Regions from separate parts of the Homo sapiens genome. Here region 1 is linked to region 2. A link is an interaction called in ENCODE POLR2A ChIA-PET data of the cell type or tissue named here. Cell type or tissue: B cell. All regions are shown on one strand. Links, peaks and the distances in the headings refer to the core of each region. The heading gives the core; the rest is flanking DNA.

Region 1 (2,913 bases), core at 91-2,590, 430 kb before region 2:
TCAGTCTATTTAGTGGATTGTGTCTCACACTGGCTGGAATTTGTGGCTTCCAACAACCTACTGGAGGTAATTGCCCACAGGATAAAGTGAGAAAAAGGAGCAAAATGGGAAGATACTGAAAGAGAAACTGTCTCAATTTGGGAAGGACTTGTTAAAAAGACAAGCATTGCTAATTAGTAGCTTAGTATCTAATCTTTGTCACTGAAGGCTGCAAATCATGCTTCCTGGAGTCTTCTTAAAGACAGCTTCTGCAGAGGTTTTAACACCTCTCATCTGACTTTTGTTAAATAGCCTGCTGGAATCCAAAATAGAAGCTGTGTAGGGAGATTCTCCCTAAGCATATTTACTGCCAAGCCTGCTCTGTTAAGACTGTATTGATTTTCCCCCCTCTTGGTATGAAATTAGTCATATAAAATCACAAAGTCCTCAAAGACATTTGGTTCAATCTGACACTTGATGCTTAGCTGTCCCCTTAAGCACCCCCACTGAGGGATCCCTAGACCTTGCTGCATATCAGAATCATTAAGAGGTTTAAGAAATGATTTTCTATTATATAAGAAGTAGATGCATACAGTCTTCTCATATTCTTGCTGCAAAGGCTTGTTCCTTGTTCTCTTCCTGACCCTAGAGCTAGCTATTACCAGAATGCTCTGTAACTTTGCAGACTTTTTTCTTTGAGTGTACTTACGTATGTGCATACCTGTTTCTTTTTTTTTTTTAAAGCCTGTTAGTGGGGTGTATTTTAATATTACACTGGGTTTTTAAACGTGTATTCAAAGCAGCTGTGAAGTCATTTTCTCACTTGGCTTTGCAGACACAGTTCTCTGCTGGTTCTCCAGAACTTCCTCTGCTGTTCCTTCTGGATCTCCCTGACTCTCTCTTCCGCTTTCTCACCTCTAAATGCTGGGCTGGTCCCGGGCTTCGGCCTTGGCTCTCATCTCTATCTGTGTTCACTCTCTAGATGATCTCATCCACTCCTTGAGGTTAAATGTGCTGATGACTAACAGATTTGTTTCTCCAGTGCCCATCTGTCTCCCAAGAGCTAAATGTGCATCTCCAACTTTCTAAGTGACACTTCCACTTGAATGGACTTCACAGGCATACTAGACATAATTTGTCTCCAACTGGCAGTGTCTCCCTGCCTCAAACCTGTTCCATCCCTGGTCTTCCCCATCGTGATGTATAGTGACTGTTTTGGCTTGTAGTGTCTTGATTTCTCTCCCTCCCTCACACGTCACATCTTAGCCATCTGAGTCCAGTTTTCTAGGCCTTCAGTTATAGTCCCAATTTGCCTACTTCTCACCACCTAGTCTACAGCCCTCATTCTGCTCTAAACCGTCATTGTGCTACCCAGACCATTGTTTCCCAGACTTCTTTGACTGCACTTCATAGCAAGAAATTTATTTCAGCTGGGCATGGTGGCGTGCACCTGTGCTCCCAGCTACTTGGGAGGGTGAGGCAGAGGGTTGCTTGAGCTCAGGAGTTTGAGATCAGCCTGGGCAACATAGTGAAATGCTGTCTCATTGTGTCTCAAAAAAAATACACACATATATGTGTATATAAAACTGCAACCTAGGAGACATATTCATATATATAAGCAAAAGGTTCACAAAGCAGTACTTACCTTTACTGTTTGCAGTATAGTCTGATATTTCATTCTCTTATTTCGTGAAAAAACAAATGGTGGTTGAGGCCCATTTCATGACCCAGTTTCAGTCGTGATCTGCAGCTTGAAAAACACTGGTTTGGATCCTTGCTATTTAAGGTGATCTGTGGAGCCAGCAACATTGACATTAACTGGGAGCTTTTTAGAAATGCAAATCTCAACCCCTCTCCTGGCCCCCTGAATCATAACATGCATTGGAGGAGATGCCCAGGTAGTTTGCAGGCAATTGCAGTGTGAGTGTCACTAGTCTGGAATGACTGCTGTGGCCTTCTAGTAGTGGATCTCCTTGTTTCCAGTCCTGATGGCTCACAGTCTTTCTACCATGGCTGGAGCTGGAGTGGTCCTTATAAAGCCATTTGGGTCATCCTGTGCCTGCTTTAACCAGCCTCCCACCTCATGTGGAACAGAATCAAGCCAGGTTCTCAACCCTGGATGACTGCTCATTAAGATTACCCAGAAGAATTAAAAAAAAAAATGCAAAACGAACAAAACAAAACCTCATGCCTGGGATACATCACAGACAAATTGGATCAGAATCTCTGGGTATGCGGCCAGGATTGAGAACAGCTGTATGAGAAGACCAGGCCCCTGCCTGCCTCTGGAAGTGGGCCTATCTCGGGCTCTCCTGGTTCTTTCAGCTCTAACCATACTGGCTGCTTTCCTGTTCCCTGCACACAGCAAACTCATTTCTGCCCCAGAGCCTTTGTGCTTAATGTTCCTCCTGCCTAGAATTCTCTCTTGCAGGACTCATGCCCTCACTTGTTTCACGCCTCTGCACAGATGCCACCACCCCTGAGAGACCTCTGTGACCTTCCTGTCTTACCAACTTATCCCTCTAGCTGCTTCCCCCCTTTGTGTCTCCTCTTCGTCTTGCTTTTTTTTTTTTTTTTTTTTTGTCTTCATAGCAGGTACTACTCTCAACACTGTATGTCGTGTTACTTCCTTACTTATTTGCTCTTTATCTTTCTCTGTAGAATTTAAGTTGCATGAGGACAGAGACCTTATCTGTCTTGTTGAACACTGTATTCCTGATACCTGGAACAGTGTCTGGCCATAAGCAGATGATGAATAGTATTTATGATGAATGAGAGTAGTCAGTGGTTGACTGCATTATGGTGTTTCTGGCTTTTTATAGCTGAGTTGGCCCTGGTTGGACAGAAGCAAGAATGCTTCATCCCTGGTAAACGGTCAGTCTGGTCTTCTCCATGTATTTTGTTCTTCTTAATAATAATAATAATTTTTTAATT
Region 2 (2,913 bases), core at 283-2,782:
GGACAGAAATAGAGAGTTCCCAAGAGCAGGAACAACAGTTAGAGACACAGAGAGACAAAGATGGGAGAGACAGAGAGAGCAAGAGTTGGTGGAACAGAAAGAGTGAGCGAGAGGGAGAGACAAAGAGAACAGAGTACAAGAGAGAAAGGAGGAAAGGACAAAAGGAGAGACTTGGGAAAGGAGAAAACACGAGGAAAAACATCAAAAGAACCCGAGGTTTGTAGAGGTGGGAAGGACCCTAAGAGCGAATTATTGATTTTGCCAACACACGACCTCTAGACTCAAGACTCAAACTGTCTTGGTTCCCCATTTCCTAGCTGTGCAGTTGAGACAGGTTACAGTATTAAATATATCTGTGCCTCAGTTTCCTCATCTGCAAGATGCAGACAACAGTCTCTACCTCATAAGGCTCCTGGGAGGGCTGTTGAGTTAATACATTAAGCCAGGAAAGTCCAGTCTTTTGGCTTCCCTGGGCCACATTGGAAGAACTGTCTTGGACCCCACATAAAATACATTAACACTAACGATAGCTGATGAGCTTTAAAAAAATGCAGAAAAACTTTTTTTTTTGAGATGGAGTCTCGCCGTGTCACCAGGCTGGAGTGCAGTGGTGAGATCTCAGCTCACTGCAACCTCCGCCTCCTGGGTTTAAGCGATTCTCCTGCCTCAGCCTCCCGAGTAGCTGGGACTACAGGCACCCGCCACCACGCCCGGCTAATTTTTGTATTTTTAGTAGAGACAGGGTTTCACCATGTTGGCCAGGATGGTCTCGATCTCTTGACCTCGTGATCCGCCTGCCTCCGCCTCCCAAAGTGCTGGGATTACAGGCGTGAGCCACCGCACCCGGCCTCATAATGTTGTAAGGAAGTTTACGAATTTGTGTTGGGCCACCTTCAGAGCTGTCCTAGACCTGTGGGCCATGGATTGGACAAGTTTGTATGAAGCAAATGCTCAAGATGCCCTAGTTGTTGTGATGATCGTTTATTGAGCATATATGTGGCAGGAAGTGTGTCATGTGGGACCCAAAGATGTCAAAGCCCCCGACTCTGTAGTTCAGCGGGAGTCTGTTTTCCAGTTTTCCCTAATCTGTCTGGTTTATTTGTGGTTATTAATAACATATCACTTTCACTCTCAAAGGTGTCCTGATTCAGAGGAGAGGCTTATGTCATCACCTTATTTTTGGGGGCAGAGTGTGAGTAATCGGGCTGGGTGGAACCTGCAATAAGCCAGGAGCACCTGCCCCCCTGAAGCCGATGCTCCCGCAGGTGCAGGCAATGACAGGGGCTTGTATTTGCAGTCTCTAATTTTCCAAGAGAAGTTGGAAACTCAGATTTTTATGTGAAATCATCCCATTTTTAAAATAAACTATTTTTTTCGGTTTTAAAAAATACACCTTATTAAAAGTTTTCCAAACTTCCTGCCCCCAGTCCAGCTAAAGCACATCTGTGGCTTAGGCCAGCATGTGGTCTGTTTCTAATCTCTAGACTTGAGGAAGTGACAATCTATTGAGAGGAGCTAGACAAGTAAACAGGCAGTTACCACACCGGTGATAAGGGTGGTGACAGCAGTGAACCCAGGGTGAGTCAGGAGGCAGAGGAGGGGCAGACACGGGAGCTGGAGAGTGGAAACCTGGGAAGCCTTCCTGAAAGGGGGTAACAACGGAGCTGATTCCTGAGAGTTGATTGTGAACACGTTCCAGAAATAATCATAATGATGGCAGGGAACGTTTCCCCTTGTTGCTTTCTGGGTGTTAGATATTGCTGTAAACAACTCTGCAAGCATCATCTCATTCAACCTGCACAATAACCCCATGAATTAAGGACCAGTGTTATTCTCATTTTTCTGCAAGAGGGGACTGAAGCACAGAGAAGCTAAGTAACTTGCCCAAGGGCACACAGTGAACAGATGTCATGTGATCTACCATACATAGATTTAAGCATTACCCTAGAAAACTCCGTGGAAGAGCAGAATGACAAGTCCAAAGACTAGAAGGTAAAAGAGAGCAAGGCACTTTAACAAAACTGAAGATAGGCCACTGCGGCTGAAGTGGGATGTATTCACCATATGGGGCAAGGAGCTGGACTGCCGACTGGGAGGCAGGAAGGTGGACAGGAGAGAAGTTGGGTCACGCTAAGGGGCTCGGGCTTTATTTTAAAGACTAGAGGCAAGATTGAAATGCTAAAAGATTTAAAGATCAGTATAACTCCTACTCCTCTCTCCCCTACTCCATTTAAAAGAAAGCTCAGAGGCCGGGTGCAGTGGCTTACGCCTGTAATCCCAGCACTTTGGAAGGCTGAGGCAGGTGGATCACGAGGTCAAGAGATCGAGACCATCCTGGCCAAGATGGTGAAATTCCATCTCTACTAAAAATACAAAAATCAGTTGGGCATGGTGGCACGCGCCTGTAGTTCCAGCTCCTCAGGAAGCTGAAGCAGGAGAATTGCTTGAACCCGGGAGATGGAGGTTGCAGTCAGCCGAGTTCGCGCCAGTGCAGTCTAGCTTGGCAGCAGAGCGAGACTCTGTCTCAAAAATAATAATAATAGTAGAAATTTAAAAAGCTCAGAAGGGCTTTCTTCCCTTACCCTAGGTCACACAGCCCAGCTCTGGGGCCAAACCCAGGTCTCTGGACTCCTACCAGGAGAGGGCCGCACCCCAGGGAGAGACAAGAGGGAAAGGGAGAAGGCCTAGAACAGTGGCTTTCAAGACTTTATATTGACGATTAAAGAGTTATCTCAACAAGAGAAATTAATCTGCCCTGATTCCATTCCCTCCCACACCCTGGGTGGACCCAAGTTATTCTTTTGGCCTCACCCTAACCCCACCCACCGGCTTGCGAAAGGAGAGGGCTAGGAGACAACTCTCCCTTAGAAAGCCCAGCTCTAGGCTCCACACAGGGCCCAGCAACTCAGAAAA

The links. ChIA-PET counts read pairs that join two places held together with the same protein. Peaks named below come from ENCODE experiments on the same cell type or tissue, not always from the same donor. Only the 100,000 strongest peaks of a DNase experiment are listed, where the experiment ranks them.
Region 1: POLR2A ChIA-PET joins it to region 2 with 6 read pairs; 1 of 35 experiments calls an interaction of 5 or more read pairs at or near these places.

What each region holds. Positions count from the first base shown.
Region 1 is chr3:4,587,635-4,590,547 of GRCh38, forward strand. All of the region lies in intron 4 of ITPR1 (inositol 1,4,5-trisphosphate receptor type 1), which reads left to right. Among named protein-coding and RNA genes, the nearest start is that of ITPR1, 96 kb to the left of the region's middle. In B cell, for the core only: no CTCF peak of the experiment used is centred there; no DNase peak of the experiment used is centred there; H3K27ac peaks cover 677 bases.
Region 2 is chr3:5,015,206-5,018,118 of GRCh38, forward strand. No RefSeq gene overlaps it. Among named protein-coding and RNA genes, the nearest start is that of BHLHE40-AS1, 37 kb to the left of the region's middle. In B cell, for the core only: no CTCF peak of the experiment used is centred there; a DNase peak (open chromatin) is centred at 1,526; H3K4me3 peaks cover 651 bases; H3K27ac peaks cover 1,613 bases.